Linked DNA regions of Homo sapiens: region 2 is linked to region 1. The links are chromatin loops, found by intact Hi-C in ENCODE. Cell type or tissue: HCT116. All regions are shown on one strand. Links, peaks and the distances in the headings refer to the core of each region. The heading gives the core; the rest is flanking DNA. Region 1 has its middle 130 kb from the start of XACT. Region 2 overlaps LOC101928437 (a long non-coding RNA gene).

Evidence for each region. Hi-C counts contacts between places; a loop is a spot of excess contacts. Peaks named below come from ENCODE experiments on the same cell type or tissue, not always from the same donor. Only the 100,000 strongest peaks of a DNase experiment are listed, where the experiment ranks them.
Region 2: a loop joins it to region 1, with 3 times the contacts of the local background. A loop is called at or near these places in 2 of 110 quality-filtered maps.

The regions. Positions count from the first base shown.
Region 1 is chrX:113,738,343-113,748,305 of GRCh38, reverse strand. No RefSeq gene overlaps it. Among named protein-coding and RNA genes, the nearest start is that of XACT, 130 kb to the right of the region's middle. In HCT116, for the core only: a CTCF peak has its summit at 6,335 (motif pointing right); a DNase peak (open chromatin) is centred at 6,355.
Region 2 is chrX:113,395,731-113,405,693 of GRCh38, reverse strand. The region is part of intron 3 of LOC101928437 (a long non-coding RNA gene); the gene reads right to left. Among named protein-coding and RNA genes, the nearest start is that of XACT, 220 kb to the left of the region's middle. RefSeq lists enhancers at 1,571-2,072, 3,767-4,568. In HCT116, for the core only: no CTCF peak of the experiment used is centred there; DNase peaks (open chromatin) are centred at 5,333 and 5,933; H3K4me3 peaks cover 1,157 bases; H3K27ac peaks cover 1,233 bases.

The DNA.
Region 1 (9,963 bases), core at 1,378-9,377:
GGCACATGCAAATCATAGAGACTATTTCATGTTATATATAAGGCATGTTTGTATTGCCAGGGCACAATATCTCTGTCAAGAAATTCCAGGCAAAACCAAAGTCAATTAAGCATACCTCCAAACTTCGGAATTTACTGCCATCCTGTTGCCAATTTTTCATGTTATTTTGTTCATAGAATATTGGCTACAAAATATTTTGAGACATAACCTTTAAAATATTTGTTCTTCTCAATTAATATTATTGAACACATTAGAGAGCTTTTTGACAAATAAATAAGTAATACAACAAAGAGATGGTATTTACAATACATTTTGGGTACTTTTCAATGGTTTCCATGGCAATAGCATCATTGCCCTCAGTCTAATCACTGAGTTATTATGTTTGTCTTCAGATCTTTTCTTTATTCTCAAGTTGGCAGCTCTGACTTAGAGCAAGTGCACTTTTTACTTGTCATTAAGCACACTGTAATAATTATCAGTCTGGTTTATTGTTGGATAGTTCCACCTACCTTTATGTAACTTTGTGAGTGAAAGATAAGAAAGAAACAGGAAGTTGAGTGACCAGATTTCCTCTGGGTAATTACAATATCTCTCTGTGTGTGACTTAGAAAACACATTTAAAAATATTTTCCCAAAGAATTTTCCTTTTGCAGGTAGTCGGGGGTGGGTTCTAGTTTCTTCTTACCTAGGGATAGGCCTAGCAGAAGATGGCTGTGCACTTTTTCATTTTGCCAAATTCATCTTGGCCAAATGTTTTCTTTCCTGTAGCTATTTTGTAGTTTGAATTGCCTTCATCTATAATTAGCTTTCTCATATCCTGTTTCTCTAATCAGGTTCTTTATGGGTCCTGAAACACAGCTGGTATCCCCTGAGGGCTGATAGAGGCAGTGAGAGAATTAAAAAGTTACAAAGGGAATAATGGGATAAATACAACTTTCTGACTGTATTAAGTACTATTGGATTTATAAATCATGGATCACTATTTCTCTCATAAGAACAAGTATAGGAAGGTAGTGTACAGGTGTTTCCTTGAATGTTCTTATGTAAGAATTTCTTGTGGAATTTTAGTGATGTCCTTATTACACAACTTTATTATAACCTAATGAATTCTTTTGACATTTTTTCCCTTTTATTCCACCATTATTTTGAGCTCTTCTTACAGGTCACGGCTTTTCTACTAGTACTGGCTTTGTAATGGAAACATGGAGTTCACTGGGTGGCTCAGTAGTGGAGTTTGAAATAGAATAAAAAGAAAATTAGTTTAGATTTAGCAATGTGTGAACCTGGTATGTAAATCTTGAGTATCTGGACACTCACCTGTGTTAACTTATTTTGGTAAGGAAAGCCTAGGTCGGCTGCTGATACCAAATCTGAGTTCAGATAAATAGAACATAGACATTAATAAATAAAAAGAAATAGAAAAATAAACAAGCTCAGTGTTACATAGAAGTAAAATATGCTGTGATTTAAAGGATACTAGGAATGTGTCCCTGACTCCAAATGTCTTTTTGTACCATTTTAGTTGCTCCAATAATATTTATTAGCAATGATTAGGTTTTATCATTACTTGTCCAGTAATTCTCTTTAGCTAAAAATTTCCTTTGAACAGCACATCAGTGATTTTTTGGAATGGATGAGTTTATCAGACTATTTATTATCACAGATGTAGCTGAGGGAACATGAGGATACTGAATGGCTAGAGACAAAAAGGATGTTTTTAGCAGGAGAAAAGGAGTGTCTATGGTACAATACCTATTTTGCACGTTCGCTTGACACACACTCTTTAACCTTCAACTTTCTTCCCAAAGCTTATACTGTAGTACTTGTTCAGAGCTTTATGAGTATTTCTAAGATGATTATAGGCCAAATAAGAGACAATGTGGAAGTCTGGAAATTCTGCATACCTTGAACAGTTATGAATTTGTTCATTTTTATTCTAGATTTACATGAAGAATTCATAGGAGTGTGTAACTTGGTGATGCCTTCAGTGAAGTTGCTGATTGTCGTATTTGCCTCTTATGTCCCAATGGTCAAAACAAATGTATAACATGCCTATTCTAAAGGATTCAACAGGTGTTTTATTGGTTCTGATAGCTGGAGTCCACCTGGTGCAGCAAACAAACCCCAAATTCCAATTTCTGTTTCCATATTTTTGACATTCATTTAATGCTTAACAAGACAAACTTTTACTCCTTTATATCCAAAAAACTGAGACATGATGGCTTAACACCATTATTTCACATTCCAGAGTATAAACCCCTTAGCTTTCCATTTGCTTTCATAATTAAATCAGAATAGCACATCACTTATATAAGGTAGTCTTTCAAATATCAATGACAGCTTTTTAAGACTGTAATGTCTTCAGAAGTGAACTTTTATAAGGAAACATCTGCCAATATTTTAGCCAAGTCTCAGCTATAATCTTGATCAATCAGATCTGTTGAAGTATGATAAGTACCTAAGTGTATCAGAGGGTAAGTGGACATTTCAGCAAAGTTTTGATTGGTCAATAATGTATTCAGGAACTTAAGAAGATTTTAAGATTCATTAAATCTTCAAAATGGTCCTTTCAAACAGACAGAGTATACTTTCTGAGATGGGCATGAATTAACAGATACACAGAATTAACCTTTTATGAAGAAAATTTCTCTAGGTATATATATTGAATAATTTATTTTTGGTAGTAATTATGCAACTAATGAATTATTCTTTGCAATCACAAATGCTAAAACTAGTAAGAAGCAAATGAATAACTTATAGGCCATTGAACCTAGTCTTCAAGGCTCAAAGAGGATCTACCCATAAAAAAGACAATGGGAGCTTTAGTGCTACATGTTCCAGAAATTTAGGAAGTATGAGGTTCTGTGGATGCAACAATCATCTCAATGTAAATGTTTTAACACCTTGATCTCATCTTACCGTGTGAAATGATGAAGTTACTACAGAAAAAGAAAGATACTTACAACCTCTACTTGGACTAATTCAAACCAGTGTGAACACTTTAGAGGATGCTTCTATTTGTCCCAAATAGGGAGAGATTGGAATTTAGAAATCTTATTAAGGGTTTCACTAAATTCACAAAGTGGAGAGGGATAAAGTTTAATGTATTAATTAGGGCTAGATCAAGAAATCAGAGCCACTCTATATATGGAAAGTATGAAAGTTTTAGTTGGGGGAATTGAAAGTTATTCAACATTTGAAAGGAAAAAACAGGCGGAGCAAAGGTCAAGGAAGCCACAGCCAGTGAATTCAGCCTTCAGCATTGAAGCAGGTGGTTCTCCTAAGGTCATCCCAAAGCCACAGCAAATCCCAGGAACATTTAGAAGATTCCCTAACTATTTCAATCTGCAGCAGTGAAGTGAGCGGGTCTCAAGAATGTCCCTTGAAGCTGCTGTGAATGCCAGAAATGTTTGGAGGACTCTAACCAACTATAACTATACAAGTATGATATACAAAACAGGGATGTCGGTGATTCTTAAGAAGTTCCTTCAAACGTCATGTCTGCCCACTTGTCTGACTGCAGTTGTTTCCAGAGAGTAATGACCCCTCCTTCTCTTCTGTTTCCCATATTCTGTATGTCTTTCATTGGCAAATTTTAACATGAGGAAGGATACTCTGGGAAATGTGGTTCTCAGCTGCTTCACTGTATTGCATAGGAGACTATGAGGGTGGTTGACACAGAGTTAATACTAGACAATATAGTGTACCTATTAAGATGTAGGTAATGACAGAATTTCTTTTTCTACTAGAAAGTCTCTATTCTTTATCTATTGAAAGGAATGGCAAAAACTACAATGACTTTTGCACCAACCTAGTATGAGCATAAGGGGCAACAGTGATATTAGTCAAAGAGTCCCAGAATAAGGTAGTAAAGCTTTTGGGAGCTGATACATCACCATGATGAAACAACATGGCCATCAGAGGAGCAACATTTAATTAAGTGGGGGATGGGTTGTTGTGATACTTGTTACCAGAAAGATTCATTTTGGTGCTGGTGACATCCTTGTATACTATCCTGACAAGGCATGTTTATGTGAGTACACATAGCAGGTGGAGGCAACATCAAATAACAGAAAAGATTTCAGGTGAAAAGGAGAAATAAAAAAGGCAGTAAATCTTAAGTTTTAAAAGAAATGTTGTATATCTGAAGGAGATTTCTATATCCTCTATCTCTCAACCAACAAATTGGAACCAGAACAGAAAATTAGCAGCTTGAAAAAGACTTCCCCTGCTCAAGGGTTTGAGTTTCTAAGATTAGAGTGGAGCACACTTGTTCTATTTTTCTCCTCATTCATTAACTAGAAGCAACCTGTTGACTCGTAGAGAAGGGCAGGTTTTCACAACGTTTGGCATCATTCTTTATGGAGTGGGTCTCTTCCACTTTCAATGCACAGAGAAGAACAATGTTGTTGACAGGTAAATGGCTTAAGAAAATGTGTGTAATTGTAATAGTTGTTGATGCTGAAAAGAAATGTTTTAATTCTTATATGCTCCAGTTGGCAATCCCAGGGCATATCCCCAAACTTTCATAACAGTGTTATTTGGAAATTTTATTGTTACAATATAACATTTAGAAGTATTAACCAATATGTTTTCCAATTTTCTTGAATGTCCTTTTACCTCGAAGCTCTCTCCATTTCAAACTAGACCTTGACATTCACTGCCTCAGGACATAAAGGTTATGGAAGAAATGCAGAGAAAAAATCAATTTAAAGTCTATTTTGGAACTAGTGGTAAAGAAACAATTTAGAGAGAAAACTTTCAGAAGCCTAGGCATTGAGAGTCAGAACCCAAAGTCATAAAAAATTGATTTGGAAGAATGCATAATGATGTATAAGCAAATTTTCCCACACCAGAGGAAATAAGAGATCCTCTGAACTGGAGGAAAACAGAGAATATTTAAGAAGCAAGAGAGGAAGCTCTGGTTAGTACTTCTCAGAAGTGATTCTGAGAATTCCTCTTCACAAGCTGTGTCCCTGAGTTGGGGTGGGGGAAATAGAAACTGAAAATAGATTTGGGGATCTGAAAGAGAGAAGCACCCATGCTTTATACTTCAGGTGAAGTCCACGGTGGTCATAGACCTTGAAAGGTCTCTGGTGCCACCATAGTTCAGCAGCAGTACCATGGAAATGGTGGTGTGGTGGGTCTATGATAGAGGGCCTGATACAGTTCCAGTAGTTTTCTGAGGCCCAAGAGAGGGAGGGGAGGGTATCTAAATATTTTCTATCTGTTATTAGTGGAGAACGTGGTAGCTAAGAAAAGAGTGACAGACCAAAAGATAACAGAATTAAGCGGATACAGTGTGTCTCACACGGACCTTTGGCGGGATATTATATGGATTTCGGCAGATGCTAACAGGAATATTGGCCAAGGACGAAGAAATAGACACCCCTTCCCAACAATGCCGTGGTATTAGACCCTTGGAGCTTTCATATGCTGGGAAAAATGCAGGGTATGAGGAAGAAACACAACTTAACTGAGAAAAGCTTATATTCATTGAGTTAAGCTTGAATCACCTAAGATGAAGTGTTCAACAACAGAAAATGGAGCCTCGAGATATAAATTAGATTTTGTTTTAGGGAAAAAATCATTTTGCATAGTAGTTTGTGTTTCATGGAATTCACAGTAACTACACATTTTACTCTGTGAACAGAGGACATGTATGACACATACAGGATGGGAACGCATCAAGATGATTTAATCTAAAACTGTTAAGTATCGTGGAACTAACAAAAACATCAATGTGATGCAAGTAAACAGTGAAAGAAATGAGCTACATTTTCTATTTTAAAGGATGGCAGACGTAGCACATTAATGAATACCTACTGGGTTCTATTTTAAAAGCCCAGTGTCTCAGAAATTAGGCTAAAATGCAATCTGAGTTACGCCTTTTCTTGGCATGGACGTGCTCTTCAAAATGTGGCAGAAAGTGATTTAGCACTTTTAAGAGAACTTACATATGTTGAAGATGGTAAACCGAAATTGAACCTTTGAGAATATTTCCCTGATATACTATATGCCATTCATATTTAATAGGAATGTATATAATATTTAAATATTCAATCTGTCTTTGTCATTATAACTTGTCCAACAACTCACATTTCCCACCATTTTGGCCAAGTGTCTCCAAAGCCTCTCATACAGGCTCATTCAGGGACTGGGAAATTGCCCTGTTCTTTAGGAGCTGCAGATGTCGAACTGTCAACTTTGATTCAGGCCAGAGCTCTATGGGCATGGGTCTTGGAAAGTCTGAGAATCATTTCTATTAAAAAGCAGTAGAACTTCCATGTGGCACAATTTCAGGACTGGTTGAGCAACGTTAAGGCTATTGCACAGTTTCTGGATTTGGCAAACTTTTCCCAACAGAGGGTGCTGTAAACCTGAAAGAGGTACCAAATATTTGTGAGCTTTTAGAAGCCAGGTTGTCTCTTGACTGGAAAGGTCTTTTCTGTCCAGCACAGAAATCACTGTGAATCTTGTTTAAGCAGTTGGAGGTTGGTGGTTGACTCTGAAGCAGCTATATAACACAACCAATGCTACAGCAGCAGCAGAGAGAAGTGGCCATGCTCTGAGCATGAAGTACCTATAGGAAAACAGAGGACTGTTTCCTTTCTGACCAATTCCTTTTTTCAGAGGGAGATAAAAAGTAGGAACAGGGGATAGAGCATTTTTGGGGTCAGAATTTCAGTAAAATTTAAATTAGGTGGCATCAAGAACCAAATACATCTGTTACTATAATTCAAACCCTAATTTTTTTTTTCAGTAATGAATATGACCTGGGAAATCAATTTATACTTTTAAAAATATCCATTTCATAATGTGAAAACAACCTGTGTAAAACAGATATGTTGGAGGAGGTGCAGGTAGGTAGGATAATTTGCTCAGCAAGTCCCTTCATTTGCTTATAGTTAAAATCAAAAGTAAGGCTGGGCGCGGTCGCTCACGCCTGTAATCCCAGCACTTTGGGAGGCCGAGGCGGGCGGATCACCTGAGGTCGGGAGTTCAAGACCAGCCTGACCAACATAGAGAAACCCTGTCTCTACTAAAAAAATACAAAATTAGCCAGGCTTAGTGGCACGTGCCTGTAATCCCAGCTACTCGGGAGGCTGAGGCAGGAGAATCACTTGAACTGGGGAGGCGGAGGTTGTGGTGAGCCAAGATTGTGCCATTGCACCCCAGCCTAGGCAACAAGAGTGAAACTCTGTCTCAAAACGAAACAAAAGTAAGATCCAAATAAAGCAACTAGTATCATTTCCTTATACAATCATGTATTGAGCACTGACAATGCATCTGTACCATGCTAGGCACCAGGAATATACAAATTCTTTTTCTTTCTCTGCCTCCTCTAAAAAGAAAACCAGATCTCAATATTATTGACTCTTGTTATTGTGGCCACTACCTGAAGTTTAATCTGTAGTTAAGATAAAAAGATATAAACAAACATGTACACATTTTTAAAATAATTATTTTAATTTATGTTTTTAAGAAGGGATAGACACTCGGAAAATTTTGCAACCAGACTTTTTTTTTTTTTTTTTTTTTTTTTTTTTTGAGACGGAGTCTCGCTCTGTCGCCCAGGCCAGACTGCGGACTGCAGTGGCGCAATCTCGGCTCACTGCAAGCTCCGCTTCCCGGGTTCACGCCATTCTCCTGCCTCAGCCTCCCGAGTAGCTGGGACTACAGGCGCCTGCCACCGCGCCCGGCTAATTTTTTGTATTTTTAGTAGAGACGGGGTTTCACCTTGTTAGCCAGGATGGTCTCGATCTCCTGACCTCATGATCCACCCGCCTCGGCCTCCCAAAGTGCTGGGATTACAGGCGTGAGCCACCGCGCCCGGCCGCAACCAGACATTTTTTAGGTGCTTAGAAAATTCTGTCTCAAACATTAATAGACACTATCAGAGAAGATTTAGTGAATTTTGGTTAAAGATTCACAAATGGTGAAACTGGGTCTCAGTTTTTCAAGTTTATATATCCTCCTACCTTGTTTACTGGTAATGAGCAAAATCAAAGGCAGGTAACTGAGTTTGTGTGTATTGGGGGGAATTTATCCCATTACTGGCTTGGCTAGCAACAATTATTTATCTTGGAAATCAGTAAAATTCTTTGCAATGTATTTACCTCATGAAGAAAGTATTATGGAAAAGATATTTTTTCAACATAAATTAATAGTATGGCAGAAGTTAAAAGACCATCTTTTTCAGACCTACTTTTAAATCCCAATGTTAAGAAAAGAGACTAGGGATGTGAATCCAATCTCTTCCCTCTACTACAAAACCCCACTGTTGTAATTCCCCTTGAATAAAATATTTCTTGCTTTCTCTGAAAGAAAAGGAAAAAAGGCTCATTTTTAATGGCACATCTCAAATGATGGGATAATTCTGGAGATAATTCCCAACCTGTAAAACAAATATGTGTTAATATCCTTAGGTATTTGAGTGAATGGAAATCCAGACACTGGTGGTTGGATTGGCACGTTAATCTCCTGTCACTCTGATCTATTCCAATTCCTGAGAAACCTAAACTCAAGAATAACAAAAACCACTCAGTCCTACCCTTATAATTCTTTTTTTAACTTCTAGAGAAATGGCAGAGGCCATAAAACAAGAATGATGGAAGAGTTTACCACAGTTTTTCCTTGTCACTTATTTTGAAAGTCAGCTGCAATTTGTAATTTTCTCAGGTTGGCAAATGTGTCCAAATGGGGAATGCTCTGTAATCTGTCAAAACCTCACAGATGTCATCAGCAAAAGGAGCATATACACTTAATGTGTTTGTTAAATCTTTTATTCTGCATGTGGAGCTATACCTTGAGTAAAGACTCACCAAACAGATATCATTCCTTCAAAAAAGTCATCAAGACCTTTGTAAATAAACTCACATAGTAACAGAAGTGCATAATCTAGAGAGTGGTTGTGCTGATGCAAAACATTGGAATCTGTTTTTTAGTTCCTATCTCAGATTGTTTCACAGGCTGTGTAAACTACATAAATAGGAAGAAGTGAGAAAATGAAGCTCCAAGATACTTCTCACACCTTGAAAAATCACACCTTTTTGATTCAGTAGAACTCTAGTGGTGGCCAGAACTGAAGTAATGGCAATGGGAAGGAGAAACAAAGGCAGATTAGGGAGCCTTTGGAGATGGACTGCATTTAGTTCTCTTTGCTTGTCCCTCCCCTCTTCTTTACCTGTGAATGTTGGGTGTCACAGTTCTTAGTTCTTGCATCTCTTCTCTACCTGTACTCTTTCTCTAAGTGCTCTGAGTCAGTCTTATAACCACAAATGTTATCTATACCCTAAATTTCTGAAATCTCTCTCTATATATACCTAATGTATCCCTGAAATTTCTTGATTGATATTCCTTCTGCATACTTGACATCTATGCTTGGATGCCTCATGGGCATCTGAAATGTAACTTTACCTCATACCTCTATTCACTTTTTCTGTTTCAGTCTTTCATATCTCCGTAAATGGCAGTACAAGCAACCTAGATTTACAAACCAGAACGCTTGGAGTCATCCTTAATATTTTTCTTTCGTTACTCTATGTGGACAATCATTCAGTGAGTACTGCTGTTTATAATTTCTAAATATAAATATCAAACACATCTATTTCTCTTCATCTCTACTATCATCAACATAGTTTTGGCTACCAGCATGTCTCTCAGAGGCCATTTCTAGGGTCTTTTAAATGGTCTTTGTACTTCTGTTGCCTCCTCCACATCATTGCCACATGTAGAAGTCAAAGAGGTCTTTTAAAAATATAAAATTGTATCATGTTTCTCTATTGATTAAAACACTCATGACTTTTCTTCACTCTTAGGATAAAATCCAAATTAATTCCCATGGCCTACAAGGCCTTGAGTGGTTCATCGCCTAACTGCTACTTCAACTCAGTGTGGGCCATTCTGCCCTTGCTCACCACTCTACAGTCACACAGGCTTCCTTTCGGTTCATGGCACATG
Region 2 (9,963 bases), core at 898-8,897, 340 kb after region 1:
GTGTCCAGAAGAGCTTTTCTGATGTTAACTTCTATAATTTTTATGGTTTCGGGTCTTATATTCAAGCCTTTTATCCATCTTGAGTTGATTGTTGCATAAGGTGAGAGATGAGGATCCAGTTTCATTCTTCTATATGCGGCTTGCCAGTTTTCTCAGCACCATTTATTGAAGAGGGTGTCCTTTCCCTAATTTATGTGTTTGTATTCTTGGAACACTATGAATTATTAAAGATAAAAGTTTTAGAAGCTACAGTAACATTGAGTTCATACATATCCAATAGTATAGTCCAAAATATGAAGCAAAAGTTAACAAGATAGGAGAAATTTATATATGTACCACATTGAAAGAAAAGTTAACATTAACACACATTTAGTAAGCATATAGAATATTAGAAAAACATACATAAAATATTTCCTTGTCCGTACATAGAATTTGGCAAATTTAATTTATGAAGACACATTCTTTCAAGCACATAGGGGACACTTGTGAAAATTCAACATGTGTGGGATGCAAAAGCATATCCTAATATAGTATAAAGCATATCCCATATAGTATAAAGTAGTATATGATACAGACCATACTCTCTGTGCCCCATAGAATATAATTATAAACCAAGGTATATTAGTCCATTCTCACACTTCTATAAAGAAGTGCCGGAGACTGGGTAATTTATAAAGAAAAGAGGTTCAATTGACACAGTGCTGCATGGCTGGGGAGGCCTCAGGAAACTTACAATCATGGCAGAAGGTGAAGGGGAAGCAAGAACGTTCTTTGCATGGCAGCAGGTGAGAGAAGTACAAGCAGGGGAAATGCCAGACCCTTATGAAACCATCAAATCTTGTGAGAACTCATTCACTGTCATGAGAGCAGCCTGGGGGAAACCTTCCCCATGATATAATCATCCCACCCTTGACACTTACTTGGGGATTATGGTGATTACAATTTGAGATGAGATTTTGATGGAGACAGAGAGCCAAAGCATATCACTCTGCCCCAGTCCCTCCCAAATGTCATGTCCTTTATACATTTCAAAACCAATAATGCTTTCCCAACAGCCCCCCAATGTCTTAACTCATTTCAGCATTAACCCAAAGTCCAAGTCCAAAGTCTCATCTGAGACAAGGCAAGTCTCTTTCACCTAGAAGCCTGTAAGATCAAAAGCTACTTAGTTATATCCAAGATACAATGGAGGTAGAGGCATTGGATAAATATTCTATTCCAAATGGGAGAAACTGGTCAAAACAAAGGGGCTATAGGCCCCATGCAAGTCCAAAATCCAACAAGGAAGTCATTAAATCTTAAAGCTCCGAAATGATTCCCTTTGACTCCATGTTTCACATTCAGGGAACACTGACACAAGGGGTGGGCTCCCATGGCCTTAAGAAGCTCCTTCATGGGCTGGCAGTGCCTGCAGCTTTCCCAGGCAAGGGTGCAAGCTGTCGGTGGATCTACCATTCTATGGTCTGGAGAATGGTGGCCTTCCTCTCACAGCTCCACTAGGCAGTGCCCCAGTAGGGACTCTGTGTGGGGGCCCCAACCTCATATTTCCCTTTTGCACTGCACTAGCAGAGATTCTCCATGAGGACTCTGCCCCTGTAGAAGATTTCTGCCTGGACATACAGGCATGTCCATACATCCTTTGAAATCTAGGCAGACATTCCCAAACCTCAATTCTTGACTTCTGTGCACCCGCAGGCTGAACACCACATGGAAGCCACCAAGGCTAGGGGCTTGCACCCTCTGAAGCAATGGCCTGAGCTGTACCTTGGCCCCTTTTAGCCACCACTGGTGTTGAAGTGGCTGAGATGCAAGTGCCATGTCCTGAGGCTGCACAGAACAGCAGGGTCCCTGGGCCTGGCCCAGGAAAACATTTTTCCTCCTAAGCCTCTGGGCCTGTGATGGGAGGGGCTGCCATCAAGATTTTTGATGTGCCCTGGAGACATTTTCCCCATTAACATTTGGCTCCTTGTTACTTATGCAAATTTCTGCAGCTGGCTTAAATTTCTCCCCAGAAAACAGGTTTTTCTTATCTATTGCATTGTCAGGCTGCAAATTTTCCAGTTTTATGCACTACTTCCCTTTTAAATGTAAGTTCCAATTTCAAACCATCTCTTTGTGAATGCATAAAACTGAATGTTTTCAGAATAATCCAGGTCAGGTTTTGAATGCTTTGTTTCTTAGAAACTTCTTCCACCGGATATCCTAAATCATCTCTCTCAAGTTCAAAGTTCCACAGATCTCTAGGGCAGGAGCAAAATGCCACCAGTCTCTTTGCTAAAGCATAGCAAGTGTGACCTTTGCTCCAGTTACCAATAAGTTCCTCATCTTCATGTGAGACCACCTCAGCCTGGACTTCATTGTCCACATTACTATCAGCATTTTGGTCAAAACTATTCAACAACTTTCTGGGAAGTTCCAAACTTTCCCACATCTTCCTCTCTTCTTCTGAGCTCTCCAAACTGTTTCAACCTCTGACTGTTTGTTACACAGTTCCAAAGTTGCTTCCACATTTTCAAGTATCTTTATAGCAGTGCCCCACTAACTCTGTACCAATTAACTGTATTAGTCCTTTCTCACACTGCTATAAATAACTGCCTGAAACTGGGTAATTTATAAAGAAAAGAGGTTTAATTGACTCACAGTTCTGCATGGCTGGGGAAGCCTCAGGAAACTTACAATCATGCAGAAGGCAAAGTGGAAGCAAGAACCTTATTCACATGGCAGCAGGAGAGAGACGTGTGAGCAGAGGAAATGCCAGAGGCTTAAAAAACCGTCAGATGAGATAGTGAGAACTCACTCACTATCACAAGAACAGCATGGGGGCAACAGCCCACATGCTGCAATCACCTCCCACCAGGTCCCGCCCTCGACACATGGGGATTATGGTGATTACAATTTGAGATGAGACTTGAGTGGGGACACACAGCCAAACCATATCGCAAGGGCAAAAAGATACCTAAAAAATTAAGCTTGCCTATTTGGAAGTTTTAGAAACTACTTCTAAACATCTCCAGGACCCAAAAATATGTGATAATAGATATTAGAAATCTTTATAACTGAATTAAAATGGAAAGAACATATACAACAATTCTTTGACCCATGAAATGCTTAGAGGTATATCAGTTAATTTTCAAACATTTGAGATTTTCTGGATTTCATATTGTTATAAATTTCTAATGTAATTCCATCATGTTAAACTACATTACATTCTGTATGGTGTCAAACCTTAAAAATGTATTACAACTTGCTTAATAGCCAGTTTTCACTCGCGTCCATGTGAAAAGACCACCAAACAGGCTTTGTGTGAGCAACGTGGCTGTTTATTTCACCTGGGTGCAGGCGGGCTGAGTCCGAAAAGAGAGTCAGTGAAGGGAGATAGGGGTGGGGCTGTTTTATAAGATTTGGGTAGGTAAAGGAAAATTACAGTCAAAGGGAGGTTGTTCTCTGGCAGGCAGGAGTGGTGGGTCACAAGGTGCTCAGTAGGAGAGCTTTTGAGCCAGGATGAGCCAGGAGAAGGAATTTCACAAGACAATGTCATCAGTTAAGGCAAGGACCGGCCATTTTCACTTCTTTTGTGGTGGAATGTCATCAGTTAAGGCAGAGCAGGGCATTTTCACTTCTTTTGTGATTCTTCAGTTACTTCAGGCCATCTGGGCATATACGTGCAAGTCACCGGGGATGCGATGGCTTAGCTTGGGCTCGGAGGCCTGACACCAGTCATATTGTCTATATTGGGGAACATGCCATACATACTTGTAAAGAATGTGTCTTTCAGTTTTAGAGTGTAATGTATAAATATTAATTAGGTCAAGATAGTTTATAGTGTTTTTAGTTCTTCCATGACTTTATTCACCTTTGGACTACTCATGTCAACTAAAGAGAGGTTTTTAAATATCCAACAAAGTTTGAAGATTTGTCTATGTCTCCTTTAATTTTGTCATTTTTTTTTTTTCTCTGGGGATAGGGTCTTGCTCTGTTGCCTGGGCCACAGTGCACTGGCACAATCGACTCACCACAGCCTCAAATTCCTGGATTCAAGAGATCCTCCTGCCTCAGCCTCCTGAGTAGCTGGGACTACAGGTGCATGCCACCACACACCAACTAATAATTTTGTCAATTGTGCCTTGTATATTTGGAGGCTGTTTTTAGAAACATACACATTTATAATGCTTATTTTATGCAAACTGTAGGCCTTTTCCTCTGTGGCTCTCCATTTTCTTGGGTTTCCCTCCTTGCTTTCTTTTTGCTGCATTTGAAGCCATCCTCACAGGGTAAACAATAATTCTGGACAGAAGTATAGTTACAATTAAGCATTAATCAGGCTGCACTTTAATCTACTTCCTTATAACCAAAAGTCACTAGATAGATACTGAATATTTGCACCTACATTGTTCCTATAGACAGGATTTCTGACATTAGAATCACAATACTTTTGTTTAAGAATTTAAATTATTTTTCAGATTCCAAATATCAGTGAAACAGCTGATGCCAACCAGCTAGAAGACTCTTACAAAGGAACAGAATTGGAATAATTAATATAGTTTCTTCATCTCCCTGTCCCGTGACTTCACCTGCACTCTTGACCAATCAACGATATCCACATTTGCACCCATTTCAAAACCTTTAAGAGCCCTAGCCCCAAACTCCTTGGGGAGATTGATTTGAGGTTCCCTCCCATCTCCTTGTTCTGTGACCCTATGGTTAAATCTTTTTCTATGCTATAACCCAGTGTCTCAGCGTATTGACTTGCCACATGCATCAGTCAATGAACCTATTATGGTTACATGTTTACCCCAAATTCTGTCTTTAGATTCTTCAATTTAGTCAAAATTTTTCCTTTTAGACAGACAAAAAAGGCAGAAAAAATAATGTGCTGTCACAGTGCTCACATCAAAATTCCTTGACAAAATTAAGTTTTTATTTCTCACTCACATGACCATATAATCAATTTAGACAGTTGTCCTCAAGGAGATGACTCTGGATCTCAGCTAATTCCACCCTGTGGTTTCATCACCTTGAAATGTTAACATAGTAATTTCAATGTTCATTCAGCCTGTAGACAAAGTAAGGTATTCCAAAAATGTATTTGATTTTTGTCCTAGGTCCCTCACATAGAACTCCTAAAATCCTTGGAATTTCCTGAAGGATAAGAGGGTCTATTGTTATTCATAGAAGTTCCTTTTGATTATACCTAAGTTAATGCTAATGAGCTGACTCATGCTGGGGAGCACTAGATGGCATCAGGATGGCAGCTGACTGCCAGAGGAAAAAAAACCATGTGATATTAAAAGGCTGAAACTTTCAGCTCCACCCTCAACCTTTGAGTATGGGAGAGGGACTAGGAAAACTCTGAATAATGAGGCACAAAGAGTTTTCTCGTTGGCGAACATATCAATGTAATGGGAGGGCACACACCTAGACTCCACAGAAACAGAAGCTCCTATGTTCTGGACTCTTCTGTATCTCATCCTATGATCTCTTCACTGAGTCATTTGTTTGTATTCTTTATAATAAGCCAGTAATTGTAAACGTAGCACTTTCCTGAGTTCTGTGAGTCATTCTAGCAAATTATCAAACAACATGAAAGGGAGTTGTAGGACCTAATGAATTTTTAGCCAAGTCAGACAGAAGTGCAGGTAACCTGGGAACCTGGAACGTGCACCTGGAGTCTGAAGTGGAAACAGTCTTGTGGGACCCCTTAACGTGTGGGATCTACACTAACTCTGGGTAGCTAGTGTCAGAGTTGAAAGACTTTCCCCTTAACATGGGTGATCTGCACTAACTCTGGTTATTGAGTGTCAAAATTAAATTGAATTGTAGAACAGCCAGTTGGTGTCAGAAAATTGCTATTGGAAAGCACACAAAAGGAAAGTGTATAGTGGACCCTGTATCTGATAATTAACCTACTTGGACCAAAAGTTAAACTCATCGATTCTTCTGACATTCCACTGGAGGAAACTATGCATATGAGTCACAGGTTAATGTTGTCCTTAGTTGGACATGTCAGCAAGTCCACACTATGAGAGTTCAAATATTTGGTGGAAAGTTAGCTTTCTCTGTTACAGTGTCTAACTCAAGAAGTTAGAGAAAGAACAACAGAGTGAAACTAAAGTTGGTAAAAGTAAAGATAAAGATAAATATTGCAGGTACTTTTAAAATATTAAACAAAAGAGACGACAGAATTAACAAAACTAAAAGCTAATCCTTTGAAAAGATAATAAAATAGACAAAGTGTTGTCAAAATTTAGTGTACAAATACTAGACATAAAAAGAACAGGCATATATAGATTTCAGATTACATATAATAGAGAATTATGAAAACCTTTATGTTACTAAATTTGAAAATTTAGATTGAATGGACATTTCCTAGAAAATATAAATTTCAAAAATAGTTTTAATTTTTTTCAAATTCCAACTATTCAAGTAAGCATTAGAGAAACTGAATCAATAAATTAAAAATCTGCCCAGAAATATTTCTCCACTATTACCAGACATATTAATAGGTGTGTTATATATTTAAATAAGAGAAAGTATCAATCTTCTACAAAAGTTTGAAGTATAGACAAAATAGCAAAGCATCAAATAAACTTTTGTAAGGACAATATATCGTTTACATCAAAATCTAACAAGGGTAGTAAGAGAAAAGCACATTTAAGGCCAAGCACTTTTATAAACATAGATGCAATAATAGTTCTAAATAAGATATTAGCTGATCAGCAGTGTATTTAAAAAGTGGTTTATGGTTAAACTGAATTTCTACTGGACATTCAAGAATAGTTTACCATTAGAAAATAAACTACCTGTAATTACTACATCAACAGATTAAAGGAGAATATTATATTACAGTTCCAATAGATTCAAATAATTGATTAAATTAAACATCTTTTCATGATTAAAATAACTCACCAAACCACAGATTAAGGAAACTTTTTAACCCAATAAAGTGTATCAATAAGGATCTCACAACAAACATGATATCTAATTGTTAAACATTAAAAAACACCCTTAGTTTAAAATATGTTTACTATCACTACTTCTATTTACCACTGAAATGGAAGTACTAGAAAGTTCAATAATAAAAGAAAAATTAAACTTATAAGGACCAAAAGGAAAAAGAAAACTAACATCATCCACTGTCAGTCTATATACAGTTATATAATTATTTATATAGGAAATAAAGAAAAATTGGAATGCAAACTATCACAAATATTAAAAGAGTTAAACAGAATTCCTGTGCACAAAATCAATTTAAAAAGAAAGAACGGTTACAATCCAACACATCGATAACACCAAATGCTGACAAAGATATGAAGCAACAACTCTCATTCATTGCTGATGGGAATCCAAATTGGTACAGTCACTTTAGAAAACCGTTTATCACTTTCTTATAAAATTAAACATACCCTTGCCATATGATCATGAGTTGAAAACATGTCCACACAAAAATGTCAGTGTTTATAGCAGATTTATCCATAATCGCCAAAACTAGAAGCAAGCAAGTTGTCCTTCAGTAGATGAATGGATAAACATACTGTTTTACATTTATACAACGAAATGTTACATACTAATAAAAAGAGATGAGCCATCAAGCCATAAAAAGACATACATGAATCTTAAATGAATATTGCTACATGAAAGAAACCAGCTGAAAAAGATATTAACTGGATGATTCCAATTATATGACATACTGGGAAACGCAAAATTATAGAGACAGTAAAAACAACAGTGGTTGCCAGCTCAGGGAAGGTGTGGAAAGGTGTTGTATAGTAGGAGCATGGGGAATTTTTCAAGGTAGTAAAATTATTCTGCATGATACTGTTATGGTCAACACATGACAATATGCATTTATCAAAACTTATTAAGCTTTATAGAACAGAGTCAACCTCAATGTATACAAATGTTGAAAATTATGTATGAGGTCTAGGAGATACCAGGATAGAATGCAGAATGTGACAAAACAATCTTATTGTATTCCAAATGTATTAAACAACCTCACAACAACTATTGACTTATGTAACTTTGAAAATGAGTGGAAGTTGTTTTCCATGGAAGTGCTGGTTCAAGAAATATATGAGCTTAGAGCACCTTGTAGTATCAGAAAGTAAGGAAGTGATAAAAAAAATTCCAAAATGTTGGGGGTACATCCCATGAACACAAGAACCAGCTGAGAAAGCTTCCAATGGTTAAAACTGGAAAAATTTGAACAGTAAAATACAGTGGTGTTCATTATATACTGAATAATAAAATCAATGTCTATGAGTTCATACTGATATAAGTAAATAATTAGATAAATAAATGAGAGGAGACAATATGTAGAATTCCAAATAATTTATGTTCTACTCCACCTTTAAGGAAGTAGAATATAACTTTTCTTAAGTGAAGATCTGCATATAGAAACGTCCTTTCAAAGAATAGAATATGGAAAGTACGGGGAGGGGGTGATGTAATATTAGAGTACAGAAACCTAACACTGCCTTGGCCAGGTGTTCAATATCATCATCATCATCAGTGATAAGTGAGGTTGATAGTATATACCCTTGATATTATTTAATGTAAATGGCATTTTACCTTTATGATCTTCCTTTCTAGAACCCATAACACTATTCTAATCATGAGAAAAACTTCACATAATGTCTCCTAATTCAGAGACATTCTACAAAATACCTGACCAGTAATTCTCAAAGCTACCAAGGCCACCAAAAACAAGGAAAGTATAAGAAGCTGTCATAGCTAAGTGGAGGCCAAGGAGACATGATGACTAAATATAATGTGGTATCTTGAATTGGATCCTCAAATGGAAAAAAATGGTATTAGGTAAATGAGATTTGAATAAAGTATGAACTTTAGTGAATAATAATATATCAATGTAGTTTCACAAGTTATAACAAATGTACCATTCTAATGTAAGATGTCAACATTGGGAAAACTGTGTGGGATATATGGGAACTCCATATTATAGTCACAACTTTTCTATAAAACTAAAACTTCTCAAAGTATAAAGTTTAGTTAAAAATAAAAATCAGTGAATTCCTAAATAACATTAAGAAACAATTTTAGGGGTGAAAAAGGTATAATGCCTTTTCTATTACCCATCACGAGGGTCACTGACAACCTTCCTGTAACAAAAGACAGGATAATAAGAGAAAAGCATAACAAATTTATTTAACAAAGTTTTATGTGATGCAGGAGCCTTCAGAATTGAAGACCCCAAAACCCAGGGAATACTGTCTATTTTTATACTTAGGTTCAATGAATAATAGACAGCCATGCAGAAATGTGATTGGACAAAGGGTATGATCTAATGGTAACAGACAGAGGAGCAACGGATCCAGCAAGGCTTCTCTGTTGAGATTCTTCTTGGCCTCTCTGTGTACAATTTGTTCCTCCTAGGTATGGGGCAAGAACCCTGTCTCTGGAACTAGAGTCTTTAAGGGAGAAGGAAGAGAGTAACCTTCTAGGTTTTAGGGCTTGCTTTAGCGAAGAGGAGGTCTAGTTTCTATGACCTGCCATGGGATGAGGAATTTTGATAACTATGACTAGCTTTGGAGAAAAACAAGGATCAGGAGACAGGAGGGCAGAAGAAGATCAGAGAGGAGAAGGTTAGAGAGACCTTACTTCTGAGGCCCTTCCAATCCCCTTCAGTTCAAAGTTTTCAGCATACCAAGGTGCTATACTTTAGAGTATTGTGTTCTGAGCCCCAATATTATTATAAAATGTAGTTTTTTACAAGAAGCAATTGACTATTGCAACAAACGCTATAATATACTTAGGAATAAATACCTTTAAAAGATTCAATATATTTGCGGCATAAATTATAAAACTTCAGTAAAAGACATAAATTGATATGCAAATATGTATAGAAATCTGTCATGTTCATGAATAGAAACACTCCAGTTGCTAATGATGCTAATTATTGCCAAGTAAATCAGTAATTGCGGTGTATTTTCCATCTAAATCCCAACT